Linked DNA regions of Homo sapiens: region 1 is linked to region 2. A link is a loop called in an ENCODE intact Hi-C map of the cell type or tissue named here. Cell type or tissue: heart right ventricle. All regions are shown on one strand. Links, peaks and the distances in the headings refer to the core of each region. The heading gives the core; the rest is flanking DNA. Region 1 overlaps MTMR12 (myotubularin related protein 12). Region 2 has its middle 16 kb from the start of MTMR12.

Evidence for each region. A loop is a pair of places that touch in the nucleus more often than their neighbours do. Peaks named below come from ENCODE experiments on the same cell type or tissue, not always from the same donor. Only the 100,000 strongest peaks of a DNase experiment are listed, where the experiment ranks them.
Region 1: a loop joins it to region 2, with 2.1 times the contacts of the local background. A loop is called at or near these places in 32 of 110 quality-filtered maps.

The regions. Positions count from the first base shown.
Region 1 is chr5:32,270,793-32,278,904 of GRCh38, reverse strand. MTMR12 (myotubularin related protein 12) reads left to right here. Exons shown (of 16, transcript NM_001040446.3): 2 at 2,163-2,223; 3 at 4,783-4,925; 4 at 7,000-7,072; 5 at 7,958-8,088. Among named protein-coding and RNA genes, the nearest start is that of MTMR12, 38 kb to the left of the region's middle. In heart right ventricle, for the core only: no CTCF peak of the experiment used is centred there; a DNase peak (open chromatin) is centred at 4,144; H3K27ac peaks cover 3,596 bases.
Region 2 is chr5:32,324,602-32,332,713 of GRCh38, reverse strand. No RefSeq gene overlaps it. Among named protein-coding and RNA genes, the nearest start is that of MTMR12, 16 kb to the right of the region's middle. In heart right ventricle, for the core only: a CTCF peak has its summit at 3,150 (motif pointing right); a DNase peak (open chromatin) is centred at 3,173; H3K27ac peaks cover 604 bases.

The DNA of each region.
Region 1 (8,112 bases), core at 1,560-6,559, 54 kb after region 2:
GGTTTCTCCATGTTGGTCAGGCTGGTCTGGAACTCCTGACCTCAGGTGATCCGTCCACCTCGGCCTCCCAAAGTGCTGGGATTACAGGCGTGAGCCACCACACCTGGCCAAGAATTTTTAAATTACCAAAACAGTCGTAGCTTTTAACATGCAGGAATAGTTCCTCTTGCTTAAGCCCCAGACCAGTACATCAGAATCATCTGGGGAGCTTTTTACAAAATCAGAGAGCCAGCCTGCATCCCTGCACTATAAGTCCGCAGGCTTATGGGTGCCAGAGAGTGTTTAGATAACAAGCTTCCCACGTGATCTGACCACACTGCCTCAGAGGGACTTGGTTTACTGGCATCTTAGTCACCTCCAATTTATACCATGCTCAAAAATGAGTTCTCAGGAAAAGCCCTAACATTCTTCTTCAGCCTCAAGATAGGCTGTACCCAAGTTTCTTCTAATGCCATATTTCAGTCTGAATTAACAAATTCAGAAAATTTCCCACCCAGGGCCTTCTACCAAAGAAAAAAAAAAATCTGATTTTATTTGTTGACAAAACTGGTTGTGTCTTGTAGAATTTTTCACAGTCAGAATTTGACTGATTATATCCCCACTGTATTATTTGACATGTTTCTCTGTCCCAGTGTTTCTGATACATTGGCTGATTGCTGTGGAAGTTCAAGGAGACTGAGGTTAGATATTTTGGCAAGAACACTTCCTGGATGGTGTGGCACACTTTATTAGGAGGCCCATGGTGCCTCTCTTTGTTATGTTAACAGCCATATATGATCATTGCTTTGGTCTATTCATTCATTCATGTTTGTAATTAATTATCTTTGAATATCCCATAAATACTGAGCCCCAAGTAGAGGCATTTGAATATATTTTTACTGAGAAGCAGTGACCCAGAAACTGGCCTTGATTCTCTGTTAGAAATGACTGTATCCCTTGGCACTGTCTTGTGGTTTTAGGTAACTTTGAATGGACAAAGAATGTCCCAGCTCTCTTTACTGAGCCCTGGTGTGCTGTAGATTAGCTGGATCAATACTGACTTGATACATTCATGTTTTCCTATTCTTACCTTTGGGCCTTATTTATGTGTCCATATTCTTTCAAGAACACATCATCTTTTGCTTTCAACCCTTGATCCTCACTGGAAGGAGAGGGGATCATGCTGTGGCGTGTTGTCTCTTTTCTTTCTTTCTTTTTCTTTTTTTTTTGAGACAGAGTCCCACTGTTACCCAGGCTGGAGTGCAGTGGCATAATCTCGGCTCACTGCAGCCTCTGCCTCCCGAATTAAAGTGTTTCTCCTGCCCTAGCCTCCCAAGTAGCTGGGATTACAGGCACTCACTACCATGCCTGGCTAATTTTTGTATTTTTAGTAGAGACGGGGTTTTGCCATGTTGGCCAGGCTGGTTTCGAACTCCTGACCTCAAGTTATCTGCCCATCTCGGCCACCCAAAGTGCTGGAATTACAGGTGTGAGCCACCACGCTGGGCCATCTCTTTTATTTCAGATTCTGTGTTTGAGCAGCCTTGCTTTGCTATGTGACACTTCAAGTTGTTCCTTAGATAAGGAGAGATAAGGAGTGCCCACCTCACCCCCTCTACTTGGGACAGCTACTAGTTATCAGTCCTAAATAATTAGTTTAATACATTAAATATCCATAACTTGGAGTTTTCTGTCTTCCTTTAGTTAGAACACTTCCTGTTTTTAAAAAGTATCTAGCTTGGGCCAGGCATGGTGGCTCACGCCTGTAATCCCAGCACTTTGGGAGGCTGACGCGGGCAGATCACAAGGTCAAGAGATCAAGACTATCCTGACCAACAAGGTGAAACCCCATCTCTACTAAAAATACAAACAATTAGCTGGGCGTGGTGGCACACGCCTGTAGTCCCAGCTACTTGGGAGGCTGAGACAGGAGAATCACTTGAACCTGGGAGGCAGAGGTTGCAGTGAGCTGAGATCGTGCCACTGCACTCCAGCCTGGCAACAGAGTGAGACTCCATCTCAAAAAAAAAAAAAAAAAAAAAAAAAAAAAAAGTAGCTTGTAACATAAACGAAAAGCTCCTGAGGGTATGTGATATTTTAGTGTGTATTCTGAAAGCATGGCTTAATGTTATTCATTTTAAACCCTTAAACAAAGAAAAATATCCTTTGCTCTTCTCTTTTAGGAAATTCACACAAACGAAAAGGAAGTAACAGAGAAGGAAGTAACTCTTCACTTGTTGCCAGGTAACTGTCATGTTAGCATAGTAACTCCTATGCAAGGCAAAGCCAATGATAAATTACATCATCCCTAGCCTTGCTATATTTAAACTCCTTTGTTTTCATCTTCTCACATATAACAGTAATGAATTGAAAAAACATATCAAGGTTTGTAGTTCAATAACTACACACCTGGGTCTGAGTATTACAACATCTGCAAAGAATTTTTCTTGTTTCCTCTTCCCCCAAACTGATGAAAATAAACCTGGAATGTTCTCACTGCTTTCACAAGCAAATGAGGACTTTTTCAGGCCATTCTAATGGCCTCTTCCAGTATGCTGATCCCCAATCTGTAGGGAATTGAGGAAAACAATTCAACTGCTATGGCCTCCCAAGGCAACCATTGGTGGGTGGCTTTACCTCTCAGTCCATACCCACTTGTGCATGTGAGCACGTGTACTGGGGATGCTGGGGTTTACCAGCCTTGGGGCTGCCAGCACTTCGCCCTGCAGTCATTGCGAAGGAGCCTGGATTGGTTAAATATTTTTGAGGTAGAGGACAGTGACTTTAGCTTAAGTTAAGTTTTAGTCATTTCCATGTTCAGGAGTAGTAACTACTTGGTGGTGTATCCTCTCCATATATGGGATATTCTGTGATCCATGTATTTAATTCTTTTTCTACTTTCTTTTTCTTAATTCAAAATAGCTTTTTTAAAATAAGTTCTTTAAGGTACATTTCCCCAAAACAATACAGGCTTTATTCTGTTGCTTTTTATTTTATTCCAGTTTATTGAGGGGATATAAATCTGTGCAAGTTTCTGACTGATCCACGTTATTTGGTAAAAGAATTCTATAACTTTTTTTGATGTTTTTAAATGTCAAAGGCTTTTTTTCTATAGTGATGACTTAAACCTTATCTCCTCTTGTTTTTCTCTTCTTGGTGTTATAGATTCAGAAATTTTATTTTTAGCTTAGCATTATGCATATTCTCCCCCCTCCTGAATTACTTCACAGTCTCATCTAGGTGTGGGTGTGCAGCGGTGAGTTCACAGTTAACTTCTCTGAGCCTAGTTTCACAAACTAGACAAAGATCATTTCTAGCTCCCAACTCTTGTGCTTCTAGACTCTGTGATCTGGTATAAACCAGCTGATTATGGCACAACATGCCATGTTTGCAGAGGGCCTCACCAGGAATGTTGTATTAGCTAGTGCATGCTAATTTCTGGTCGCTAGTACATGAGCATGGGACGGGGCTGGCCTGGTCTTGGGGAGAGCCTCACCATTAAAAGTATTTCACCATTAAAAGTATTGGGAGGTGAAAGCACAGGAAGCCTTGCTTACATGTCTTCCCCCATGGACTTGGCAGAGACACTTTTTCTGGGACTATTTTAAACCCTAATGAGGCCCTGTCTTCATTATTTCCTTCAAACTGTGATCTCTTGAGAGGCTGACCTAGTGACTGAGCCATCTTCCGGTATTTCCTTAGTGTTTCAGCCAGAGGTAATTAACCCCTTGAAAGATGAGAGAACAGCACCATAATATTTGTCCCTTCTGAGTGTCTGAAACTGTTCGTTTTCATATTGAAGGTAGACTAAATAAATTTTGAGCCAAAAAGTAAATTTAAAGACCTTGAAGGAGCTATCAAGTGGGAGATTCCAAGGAGAAGATGGTTATCTGTTGCATGAGAAGAAAAATCCTTTGGGTTTTTTTTGTTGTTGTTGCAAAACATTTATACTTAGTTTTTCATTTCCCCCATAGTCTTCTCTTTTGCCTGCCCCCGTGAGCTCCTCTGCTTCCAGATGGCAGAGAATACTGACCTATTCCCTAATCCTCATCTTTTTGACTGCAAGGAGGGATACTTTCTGTCTCCAGGGGCTGCAGCTTCTCACGTCGGCTGGGTGCTGCAGATGGAGGAGGAGAGGTGACGCATTGAAAGGAAATACGCTTAACTAAGAAAGAGAGGAAACACGTTTTTTCCCCACAAACCTCTGACCTCTGTTTTCCCAGCGTGGAGCCAGAACGAGGGTGGTCATGCTGTGGAAGGCGGCAACACCTCCTGGATCTATGGAAGCTGCCTGGAAGTCCCATGGCCAGGGAGGCACTGTCACTCTCTCTCAGCACTTCCAGTATTAGAAGCTGCCCCCTCTCACAGGAAAGTGGGCTTGGGATCTGCGTTTTTTTAGGGCAGACTGGGGCAAGCCCATCTGTGTTCACTTAGGGTATTGCTTCTATGGAACATCTGCTTGGGTCAAAGTAATGAAAACACTAAGATTTCTGCGTGAAAGTGCAGCTCAGATCATTAGTACCTATTTGGAAATTTCCATTATTCCCAGTGAGAAGATAGAGAAATGTCCTGCACAGAGGTGTATCTGAGCCATTTCAATTTCACTTCTTGGTGGTTTCCACTCTGCCGCATCTTCTCTCTTATGTTTTTGCAGCTCCTGCCATGCTGAAAAGTGTAAAGTTCTAAAGCCCTGTGTTGTATTGTATGTTTGTCCTTATGTAAATAGGGCTGGAAAGCCTTTAGTGTTTGCATATCGTATGTTCCCTGAGAACTCTAAGGAGGACCTGTTTTGGTTTCTACCAGGTGAACAGCTGCTTTGTGAAGCCAGCACAGTACTGAAGTATGTCCAGGAAGATTCCTGTCAGCATGGGGTCTATGGGAGGCTTGTCTGCACAGACTTCAAGATTGCCTTCTTGGGTGATGATGAATCTGCATTGGATAATGATGTATGTATGGGCTGCATTTGGCAGAGTTTGTGGGCAACAGTGTGGTTGTGGTTCCGTTGTCTTTTTTTCCCAGCTTCTCAGTTACTCTACCCCCTAACACACATAAACACAAAGGACAGAAATCCTGAATGTATGAACTGCATTTGGTGAAGTTTGGGGGGAATAGCACAGTTGTAAAATAGCTCTGTTGTCTTTTTTCCCCCAGCTACTCAGTTACTCCACTTCCCATCATCCCCACCCTCCCCACCATCCCACATAAATACACACAAAGGACGGAGTCCTTCTCATCACTGGCCTGCTCTCTGTCGTTCAGGGTCTCCTTTCCGTGGCAGGACCGTTAAGAAATTTCTCACCCGTGCCTCATGTCATACTGGCTTACTTTTGACCTCATGTGTCAACTTTCAATTTTCTTCTGTATTTCAGTGCAATATATATCACTCACTGGAATAACATCTTCCAAATATACTAGTTCCCCACGTTTTCTCTATACTAAGCTCTTCCTTAAACCCAGGAACTGAGTTCAGTAATGAAACCGATGGTGAATGCAGCCTTTGAATTTGGGTTCACTCTGTTTTTGTTTTGTTTTTTATTTTTAATTGTTTTTGAGACAGAGTCTCACTCTGTCATTCAGGTTGGAGTGCTGTGGCGTAGTCGTGGCTCCAGTAATCCTCCCACCTCAGCCTCCTGAGTAGCTAGGACCATAGGCGTGTGACATTCACGCCTGGCTAATTTTGTTATTTTTGGTAGAGGCAGGGTTTTGCCATGTTGCCCATGCTGGTCTCGAAGTTCTGAGCTCAAGAAATCCACCCGCTTTGGCCTCTCAAAGTGCTGGGATTACAGACATGAGCCGCCTCACCCGGCTCACCTTATGTTTAATCTGAACCTAGTAGCAGTAGCCTTGTGAAATTTGTTCCTATTCATGAAGAATGAGCAATCAGGTAAGGAGAGAACTGCCCATACCACTAGGAGAGCACCATATGTTAGTGGAAACCCAACCAAGGCACATCCTGGCCCCAATGTGCCAACTGTCCCAGATCACCCTTGTTTTTTAAACAGCAGCACCAGTACTGCCTCTTCCATCTGGCCTTGGGCTTGGTTCATAGTCCTGTACAAAGAGAGCATTCACCAGAAACTTGAATCTCTTGTTCTTCCTGAAGCTGACTTCAGGTAGCTCTGTCAATCCCCTGTTCACATTTGTGTGGAGAAATGTTAACCTGTACATAACTTCCCCACACTTCTCAAAGTGATTGTGTGTGGCATGGTGGGTTTGCCTAGGAGGGGCCCAGAAATGGCATGTTCTGGACCACGCGCGGTGGCTCTTACCTGTAATCTCAGCACTTTGGGAGGCTGAGGCAGGTGGATTGCTTGAGCTCAGGAGTTCAAAACCAGCCTGGGCAACATGTGGAAATCATGTCTCTAAAAAAACACAAAAATTAGCTAGGAGTGGTGGAGTGTGCCTGTAGTCCCAGCTACTCAGGAGGCTGAGGTGCAAAGTTAGCTTGAGCCTGAGAGGTGGAGGTTGCAGTGAGCCAAGATTGCCCCACTGCACTCCAGCCTAGCCTGAGTGACAGAACTAAACCCTGTCTCAGAATGAATCTCAGGAGCTTTTCTCACATACTTCATCGTCCCTTTTTTAGGAATGTCGCTGCATTTCCCCATTTATTTTTATTTATTTATTTATTTATTTTTGAGACAGAGTCTCGTTCTGTCACCCAGGCTGAAGTGCAGTGGTGCGATCTCGGCTGGCTGCAAGCTCCACCTCCTGGTTTCACGCCATTCTCCTGCCTCAGCCTCCCGAGTAGCTGGGACTACAGGCGCCCACCACCAAGCCTGGCTAATTTTTTGTATTTTTAGTAGAGATGGGGTTTCACCGTGTTAGGCAAGATGGTCTCGATCTCCTGACCTCGTGATCCGCCCGCGTCGGCCTCCCAAAGTGCTGGGATTACAGGTGTGAGCCACTGCACCCGGCCCCCCATTTTTCTTAATATCCAAGTAGAGAATGGTGATTTACTCTGCCTATAAATGTCTAACAGTATGCAGAGGAGTCACAGTTGTTTCCTTTTGAATCTTCTAGGAAACTCAATTTAAGAATAAGGTTATAGGAGAAAATGACATTACACTCCACTGTGTTGATCAGATTTATGGAGGTAAGTATCTGTTTTTCCCTGGGGTGTTGGCAACCTTTGAGAGTATAGGTGATAATGATAATAATATTTTTATGACCATTTATAATTTTTAAAAATTTTTTCACATATATCATCTTGTTTAAATCTGTTTTATAGATGCTAAAATTGAGATGTAAAGTGGTTTATATAAGGTCACTTAGCTAGAGGAGTTTGGACCTGAACTTGGAACCTGTTCTTTTTAATACTTCACACGACACCATTATATGCTAGATGTTGATCAGACTTTTTGATATCAGAGTTAGCTGTGTAGGTTTTACTTTATAGGCTGCTCTGATAAAAAGGTCTGTTGTATTGCATTAAGATGTCTTTTCTGCTGACTAAACAAGCCTCTCCTGCCAAGCCTCTCTCTGTTCCACTTCCGAATGTTTTTGTATTCGGGGCATCTTCAGAAATCATTCAGTGATCATTTATGATGTTCTCCAGACTACTAGGTGCTGAGTGGGTCCACATTCTGGGACAGTAGGGGGTCTCAGCAGGGGTCCTAGCTGTAAACCCAGGAGTTGACTGTCATGAAAGCATGTCTCTAGTCATTTCCCTTTCATCTTTTATAAGCTCAACTTTCAGAGTGGGTTTTCTTTGGGCCACTGGAATCAGTTCTGCCAACAGTGGCCAGTCTGTTCTTGTGCTTACTCCAGAGGAGTGAAGCACGCTGACTGCTCTCAGAGAGCCAGGGCCCCTGCTGGAAGAGATTGGGCTTCCTTTGGCAGTCACTTAAAAGTCAGGCAGCACCTTTCCTCTCATTCTTGGGAAGTATCCCTAGAAGTTGATCATCTACTTCATTTCTTTAGCATTCACTTATTGCTGTGTAACATAATTTCCCTTCCTGATTTCATTGCTGATCTGTAGTGTTTGATGAGAAAAAGAAAACTCTCTTTGGACAACTGAAGAAATACCCTGAGAAGCTCATCATCCACTGCAAAGACCTTCGAGTGTTCCAGTTTTGTCTGAGGTACACAAAGGAAGAGGAAGTCAAAAGGGTAACTAGTTGCATGTGTTTTTAG
Region 2 (8,112 bases), core at 1,162-6,161:
TTTGAATAGACATGAATATACATATAGACCACTCTTCCCCAAAATGTTCTTGTGTTTACCCTGTGTAGTATGATTATGGCTTGTTTTCTTTGGGATTTTGATTTCTATTTGATTAAAATTGCTAATATCTAGTTTCTAGGATTTCTGTAATTATTTTTCCTACTTAATAGTGAATTAATTAATAATTCTTAAATAATGATGACTTAATAATTCTCTTTTTTTTAAAGCTGTAAGCTGGGCACAGTAGTGCATGCCTGTAAGTCCCAGCCATTCGGAAGGTTGAGGCAGAAGGATGGCTTGAGGCCAGGAGTTCAAGACCAGCCTGGGCAACATAGTGAGACATTGTCTCAAAATAAAATATAACATAAACTTTAAATTTAAAAGGCGTAAAACTTATCCTAAGGATAAATTGCAACATGCTTAAGGATAAATTGCAAACTTTTTAGCATGGTATTCAAAGCCCCATCAACTGTGGCTCCAACCCGTCCTTCTTGTCTTGTCTTTGACTTCTCCCTGTGTTATAACCAACAGTAACCTCCAGAGCAAAGTCCTTGCTCTCACCTCCCCACATATATGCATGTCCTGCTTTTTTTCTGAGTTCAGCCTCACAGACCTTTGTGAGATGCTTCTTCTCTGACCGAGTGTGACAGAGTCTTTCCTCTGGGATGGGGAAAGGTGTTGTCTTGGTGACATGAAGAGACCAGTAAAAAAGGAGAACAGAGCTTTCTAAAAATGAATGGATTACTTCTCTGCCCCTACGTTGTTCCAAACTGAGTTTCTCTTGTCATTTTCTTTTCAGTTGATGTCGTCTCACATGAGGTGAGAAAATAAATGGACTCCTCCCGCTCCCCGCCCCCTTTCTGGCTCCCAGTTCAGCTAAGCCATAAAACTTCTTTTCAGACAACTTAAACGTGTGTAAGATATTTGCAGTGTCTGAGGTTGCCTTGTTTGGTGCTGTACTTGGCTGCTCTCAGAACCCGTTCCAGAGGCCAGGTGAATGAATGGTGAATAGACTCCAGTGTTCTGGAGGGAGGTAGGGGGACAGGGAAATGGCTGATCATGAACAACGCCCAAGCAGAAAAGTTAGTCTATAAAATACAGAGATGTTTCTTTGCAGCTTAACAATTTCTATTCCTTATGTTCTCTTTTTTACCTTTGGACAAAAAGGATTTTTAAAAAAATTGTTTGATTACATTTTAACCTTGAGGCAGATGACCTTTACAAATATTAAACAGTGGGCCTTTCACAACCTCCGGGTTCTTTTACAGCCACCTGAACAATAAGCCCTTCAGCTCTTCAGTGAGTAGGAACGGTTAGCCAAGCCCAAAACAGGTCTAACTGCACTTTAAGCAAAGATCCAGTATCCCAGCAGGGAGGCACGCCTGGCCTGTTTTTATTTGAGAAGGTTCTCCCAACCCCTAAGTCAGCAACAGCTTCCTTCTTTCTAAGATCATTAGGCTCCAAACACCAGCAGCCCTCCTCTGCGGAAAAGAGGCGTCTTCTCATTCTTCTTCCAGGTTTTCAAACCCTATTCAGCCCTGAACAAAATTTGGAAGGAAGAGAAGATTGTCTCAGTGTCATCTTCCTTCAACTTGAAGAACAGACAGCCTGGTTGTTCTCACCCTTCCCTGATCAGCTCAGCCCAGCCAGAAATTCTCAGATCTAAACTTCATGCTTTGATCTCAGATAAAATCCAGAAGAACACATTATTTTTATTTGTGATGCGCAGCCTTTGTTTGATTGAATGACATGTAAAGCATTTAATTGTGTCAATCTTAATAATTTGAGACATCAACAAGCTTCTTCATTCCTCCCTCCTGGATGGAGATCATCCCTAAGTCAGATGCCTGAACTTGACCTCTATTATCCTGGAATGAGTCAAGAGAAATTTAAATGGGGAGCACAACAGGTTTTTCTAGCTGCTACTTCCCTCTCCTACATCCCAACTCTCTTCCCTCCCAACATGACCAGGCACACATACACATACACGCACCATGAGGGCTCTGAGCCAGGAGAGAGACAGGTCTGGAAAGAGCGCAGGGAGAAGGAGGTAGTGTCATTCCACTTATCACCTCCCCACAGTTTGCCTGTCATTTGGGGGATATGAGAGAAGAAGGGGCCTGAGTCCTGCACCTCTGTCTGAGAGTTTTGTAGCTGATGGACCTCCTGACCAACTCCCTCGACCCTGCCACACACGCACGCACACACATACTTGCATGCACACACACACACACATGCATACGCATGGTATGGAGTGGTTGAAATGGAGCCATGGTCTTTCCAGGTGCTGCAGAGCTTGTCTCTATGTCTCCCAAGTTTTCCACGGCCCTCAAGTGAGACACAGCAAGTAATTAGGAGAGAGAGCCAAGGTGCAACTGGGAGGCCGCCCAGCAGAGGAAATGAGCACACCGGTTCAAGGACATGGCATAAGCCAGCCAAAGGGTGAGAAAGGACTTAGCTGCATCTCTGAGGAAGCAGCGAGCTGCACGGGAGCAGGAAGGAGTGATGGCAGGCCTGAGTTAGCACCCTCCAAGCCAAGCACCTTCCCTGCCAAGGAATGGACAAGCCCAGCCCTGGGACCCAAGTCAGGGAGATGGGCAACCCCACCCATCCCATCCCAAATAGAGGCTCTGCGCACTCCTAGAGCCTTCAATTCAGCCCAAAGGGGAGAGGGAGGAAAACAGAGAGAGGAGCTGGAAATGAACTGTGACTGGCTCATAAGGCCTGGATTGACAAAGAAAAAGCTCAGAAATAACCACATTCAGTTGCCTACATCAGACCACTTGGCTTAGAATCAAGGTTCAGAAGTTACATGGTCGGAGTAAGTGTCAGGGTGGCACTGACCAGCACTGTGATCCTGGGCGAGTTGTTTTACTTCTCTGGGCCCTGTGACCCCACCTTCAAAATGAGTTTTCTCCCAGCCCTGGGAGTTACAGTTCTATAGCGCCCAGGTGGCCTGCAGCTCAAGCCGAGTTTCCACTCCATGCCTGATGTGGTTGTGGGCCCAGTAAGTGTGCCCAGAGGAGGCCTGGTGACAGAGGGCAGGGAAGGACCAGGCCCAGCCTCCTTTGTCATTTTCCTTTATGCTGTGCAGCTACGTGGGAGAATTTCCCAGTCTGTGCTGAGAATACCTTTCTTGCCACCACTTTTGAAATCGTCCTGTAGAGGGCACAGTGTCCTCGTCCCCGCGGCTCCCATGGTTCAGTCAAGTCCTGAAGGCTTTTCTGTCCATCTGCTGATCTACTCAAAGCACTGAGGACGGCACTTTGGGAACAGGGCATATTGGGGAGCGCAGGAGGGGACTTTGACCGTGAGGAGCTCGCAGTAGCTCTCAAGAAGAAAAGACACGGACCTATACCAGTCAATCCGAGACATATTCACGTGGACAGACTAAGATAGCAAACAGATTCTAGATGCTTAAGAATTCAGAAAGAGGCCGGGCATGGTGGCTCAGGCCTGTAATCCCAGCACTTTGGGAGGCCGAGCCAGGCGGATCACCTGAGGTCAGGAGTTCAAGATCAGCCTAGCCAAAATGGTAAAACCCCATCTCTACAAAAATACAAAAATTAGTCAGGCATGATGGCGAGTGCCTGTAATCCCAGCTACTCGGGAGGCTGAGGCAGGAGAATCGCTTGAACCAGGGAGGCAGAGGTTGCAGTGAGCCGAGATCACGCCACTGCACTCCAGCCTGGGTGACAGAACAAGACTCCATCTCAAAAAAAAAAAAAAAAAAAAAAAAAAGAATTCAGAAAGAGGGCAGGGCGTGGTGGCTCATGCCTGTAATCCCAGCACTTTGGGAGGCTGTGGCGGGTGGATAGCTTGAGGCCAGGAGTTCGAGACCAGCCTGGCCAACATGGCGAAACCCTGTGTCTACTAAAAATACAAAAATTAGCCAGGTATGGTGGTACACATCTGTAATCCCAGCTACCTGGGAGGCTGAGGTGGGAGGATCGCTTAAACCTGGGAGGCGGAGGTTGCAGTGAGCCGAGAACACGCCACTGCACTCTAACCTGGGCAACAGAGCAAGGCTCTGTCTCCAAAAAAAAAAAAGAATTCAGAAAGAGTCTAACTCTAGACCACTTCCAACAGTCTCTAAGGAAGATATTAAAAGAGCTGGTAGCACTGAGAGTAGACATTTGGATGGGATGACTTGGCGACCCACGCCAAGACAGGCAGAAACAGAAAATGGTAAAGTTCTTGGTAAAGGCTCATGTTTTAATGTTAAAATTTAGATTATTTTAATTCCTACTATAAAATGGCTAATATTATCTTATACAACTTTCACCTCAGTTAAAAAAAGCTACACTGAGACAGCAAAAAAAATTAATTTATTTACTGTTGGGGCTAGGAAATAATTCTCATGGCTCAAAATCCAAAAGTTTAAAAAGGGCATTTTTTTTCCAATAATTTCTCCAAACACCCAGTTTCCTTTTGTTTGTTTGTTTGTTTGTTTGTTTGTTTGTTTGTTTGTTTTGAGAGAGAGGCCTACTCCGTCACCCAGGCTGGAGTGCAGTAGTGTGATCTAAGTTCATTGCAACCTCCACCTCCTGGGCTCAAGCAATCCTCCTGCCCCAGCCTCCCAAGTAGCTAGGACTACAGGCATGTGCCACCACGCCAGGCTAATTTTTGTATTTTTTGTAGAGATAGGGTTTCACAATGTTGCCCAGACTAGTCTTGAACTTCTGAGCTCAAGCGATCCACCCACCTCAGCCTCCCAAAGTGTTGGGACTACAGGCATGAGCCGCCGTGGCTGGCCCAGTTTCCCTTTCTTTTCTTTTTTTTTTTTTTTTTTGAGATGGAGTCTCACTCTGTCACCCAGGCTGGAGTGCAGTGGCGCGATCTCGGCTCATTGCAAGCTCTGCCTCCTGGGTTCATACCATTCTCCTGCCTCAGCCTCCCGAGTAGCTGGGACTACAGGCGCCCGCCACCACGCCTGGCTAATTTTTTGTATTTGTAGTGAGACGGGGTTTCACTGTGTTAGCTGGGGTGGTCTCAATCTCCTGACCTCGTGATCTGCCCACCTCGGTCTCCCAAAGTGCTGGGATTACAGGTGTAAGCCACCACGCCTGGCCCCAATTTCCCTTTCTAAAAGCAATGAATGTTATAGTTCCCTTTGTATATATCCAAAGACGTTCTATGCAAATATAAAGAGATAGGTACCACTGTGGGAGGCCGAGGGGGGAGGATCACCTGAGGTTGGGAGTTCAAGACCAGCCTGGCCAACATGGTGAAACCCTGTCTCTACTGAAAAATACAAAAATTAGCTGGGCATGGCGGCATGTGCCTGTAATTCCAGCTACTCAGAAGCTGAAACAGGAGAATCATTTGAACCCGGGAGGTGGAGTTTGCAGTGAGCCAAGATCGTGCCATTGCACTCCAGCCTGGGCAACAGAGTTAGACTCTGTCTCAAAAAAAAAAAAGAAAAAGAAAAAGAAAAAAAGAGATACATGTAGTCTATAATCCACCCGTTTTTACAGATGCATACTGCTCTGCCCCTTGCTTTAATCACTCACTGTATCTTGGCTTTCATATAATATATGTCAACACTCTAAACACGTTATATTTATTAACTCATTCAATCCTGTGAGGTAGTTCCCATTATCATCCTCACAACCACTTTTATAGGTGAGAAAATTGAGGTCCAAGAAGATAAATGCATCATTAAGGGTCACATATTTAGTAACTGGTGGAGGCAGGACTTGAACCTAGGCAGTCTGAGTCCAGAATATCTGCCTCCAACCATGAAACTTTACAACCTTTACACATGTATATCTGTAGGCTAAACTTTTAGAAGTCAAAGCCCTGAGATGGTTTATTTATTTATTTATTTTGGAGACAGAGTCTTGCTCTGTCACCCAGGCTGGAGTGCAGTGGCCCAATCTCAGCTCACTACAACCTCAGCCTCCTGGGTTCAAGCAATTCTCCTGCCTCAGCCTTCCAAGTACCTGGGATTACAGGCACACACCATCATACCTGGCTAATTTTTATGTTGTCCAGGCTGGTCTCAAACTCCTGACCTCAAGTGTTCCCCTCAACCTTGGCCTCCTGAATTGCTGGTATTACAGGCATGAGCCACTGCACCAGGCCGTGAGACAATTTTTGATGTACATTGCAAAATTACCTTTCCTCTTGTCCCATCAGTTGACACTCACACCCTAATGGATGAGAGTCCTCATTTCTGCAGTCCTCACTGAGGACTCACTTAATATTGTAGTGTCAGTGGTTGGTTAGGTGCTCGTGATAAAGGAGACCATCCCTGCTCTTGAGAACTTCCAGTCTTATTAGGAGAGGCTAAGAGGTGAGTCACAGTGACCACTGGTAACCCCTACTTGATGAATAAACCAACCAGGTCATTAACTTGTGCTTTGAAGAAGGCAGAATACAGATCACAAAGAGTAGGCTCCTCAAGTCTCCCACCATGCGACCAGCTTAGGTTGTGTATTTTTTGAAACAGCAAAAAAATGAAAGCAAACAAACAAAAATCAATAAATCACCACAAAGTCTTCCCAGCAGGCCCTCATATTATGACACCACAAGATTAAGAACAATCCAAATGCTTTTTCATCCAGGTCTGCTCCTCACCATCTTCACAGGAGGGCTGAAAGACCCTTTGTTGCAGTAAGAGGCTAAGAAATTTTCTAGTTCCAGTGAAAGAAGAGAGAAGTCTGCAGACACCAGACCATTTGCTAAAGGTGAATTTTGGCAAGAGGCATTTTAGTCCTTGAATATATATACAAATTATATATACATAAAAACAGGTCCTAGTTTGTATCCACTTAAAAGTGCAGGCAGGAGGCCCGGTGCAGTGGCTCACGCCTGTGATCTCAACACTTTGGGAAGCCAAGGCCAACAGATTGCTTGAGCCTAGGAGTTTGAGACTAGCCTGGCCAACATGCTGAAACCCTCTCTCTATAAAAATTAAAAGAAAAGAAAACTGCAGGTCTAACCAGGGTGCTAGAGTTTTGGTTTCTGGTTTTTTTTTTTTTTTTTTTTTTTTTGAGATGGAGTTTCGCTCTTGTTGCCCAGGCTGGAGTGCAATGGCACAATCTCGGCTCACCACAACCTCCACCTCCCAAATTCAAGTGATTCTCCTGTCTCAGCCTCCCGACTAGCTGGGATTACAGGCATGAGCTACCACGCCTGGCTAATTTTTGTATTTTTAGTAGAGACAGGGTTTCTCCATATTGGTCAGGCTGGTCTTGAACTCCTGACCTCAGGTGATCCATCCGCCTCAGTCTCCCAAAGTGCTGGGATTACAGGTGTGAGCCATCACACCTACCTAGAGTTTTAATTCTTGCTTCTGTGCTGAGTCAGTCACTGGCCTCTCTGCGTTTCATCTAATGAATGCCATTTCACTCACTCAGGTGAAAATATTTATTAAATTCCTGCTATGTGCTAAGCACCTGTTAGATACATATGAGTAAGACACACAAATAGGCTGCTTCAAGTGACTCCCAAGAGGAGGAAATGCAACTGGCTATGCTTCAACCATCTGCCACAGTAAAATGCTCCTCGCCACAGCTGGGAGTGTGCTGCTGCCTGTCAGTTTCAGTTGTCTGTGGGAAGAAATGGAGCTGCCTTTGGTCTGGCATACATTTCTACGTGAGCTAAGATTTGTTCCTATTTATAATTCTCCAAGAAAGCTTAGGGAAGCATTAAGAGAAAGAAATGTTCATGAAGTATTTTCTGTAAAGTAAAATATTTCAAAGTCCAGGGGCTTCCATCCGTGTTTATGAATAGATGGAAAATTATTTGACCTCAGCATACAGGAATTTGTCAATCAGTTGGGAGACTCTCCCAAGGAGATTTGACCCCACACCCTAAAGACCAAGTAAAAATATGCTGATAGCTGGAGAACCTTAAAAGCAAGATGGAAAAAAATATAAATAAATAAATAAAAAGCAAGATGGAAGCAGATCTCAGTTTGTCCTCTGTACTCATTCCATTTCTGTTTTTCTTTCTTTCTTTTTTTTTGTGAGACGGAGTCTTACTCTGTCGCCCAGGCTGGAGGGCAGTGGCACGATCTCGGCTCACTGCAAGCTCCGCTTCCCGGGTTCACGCCATTCTCCTGCCTCAGCCTCCCGAGTAGCTGGGACTACAGGCGCCCGCCAC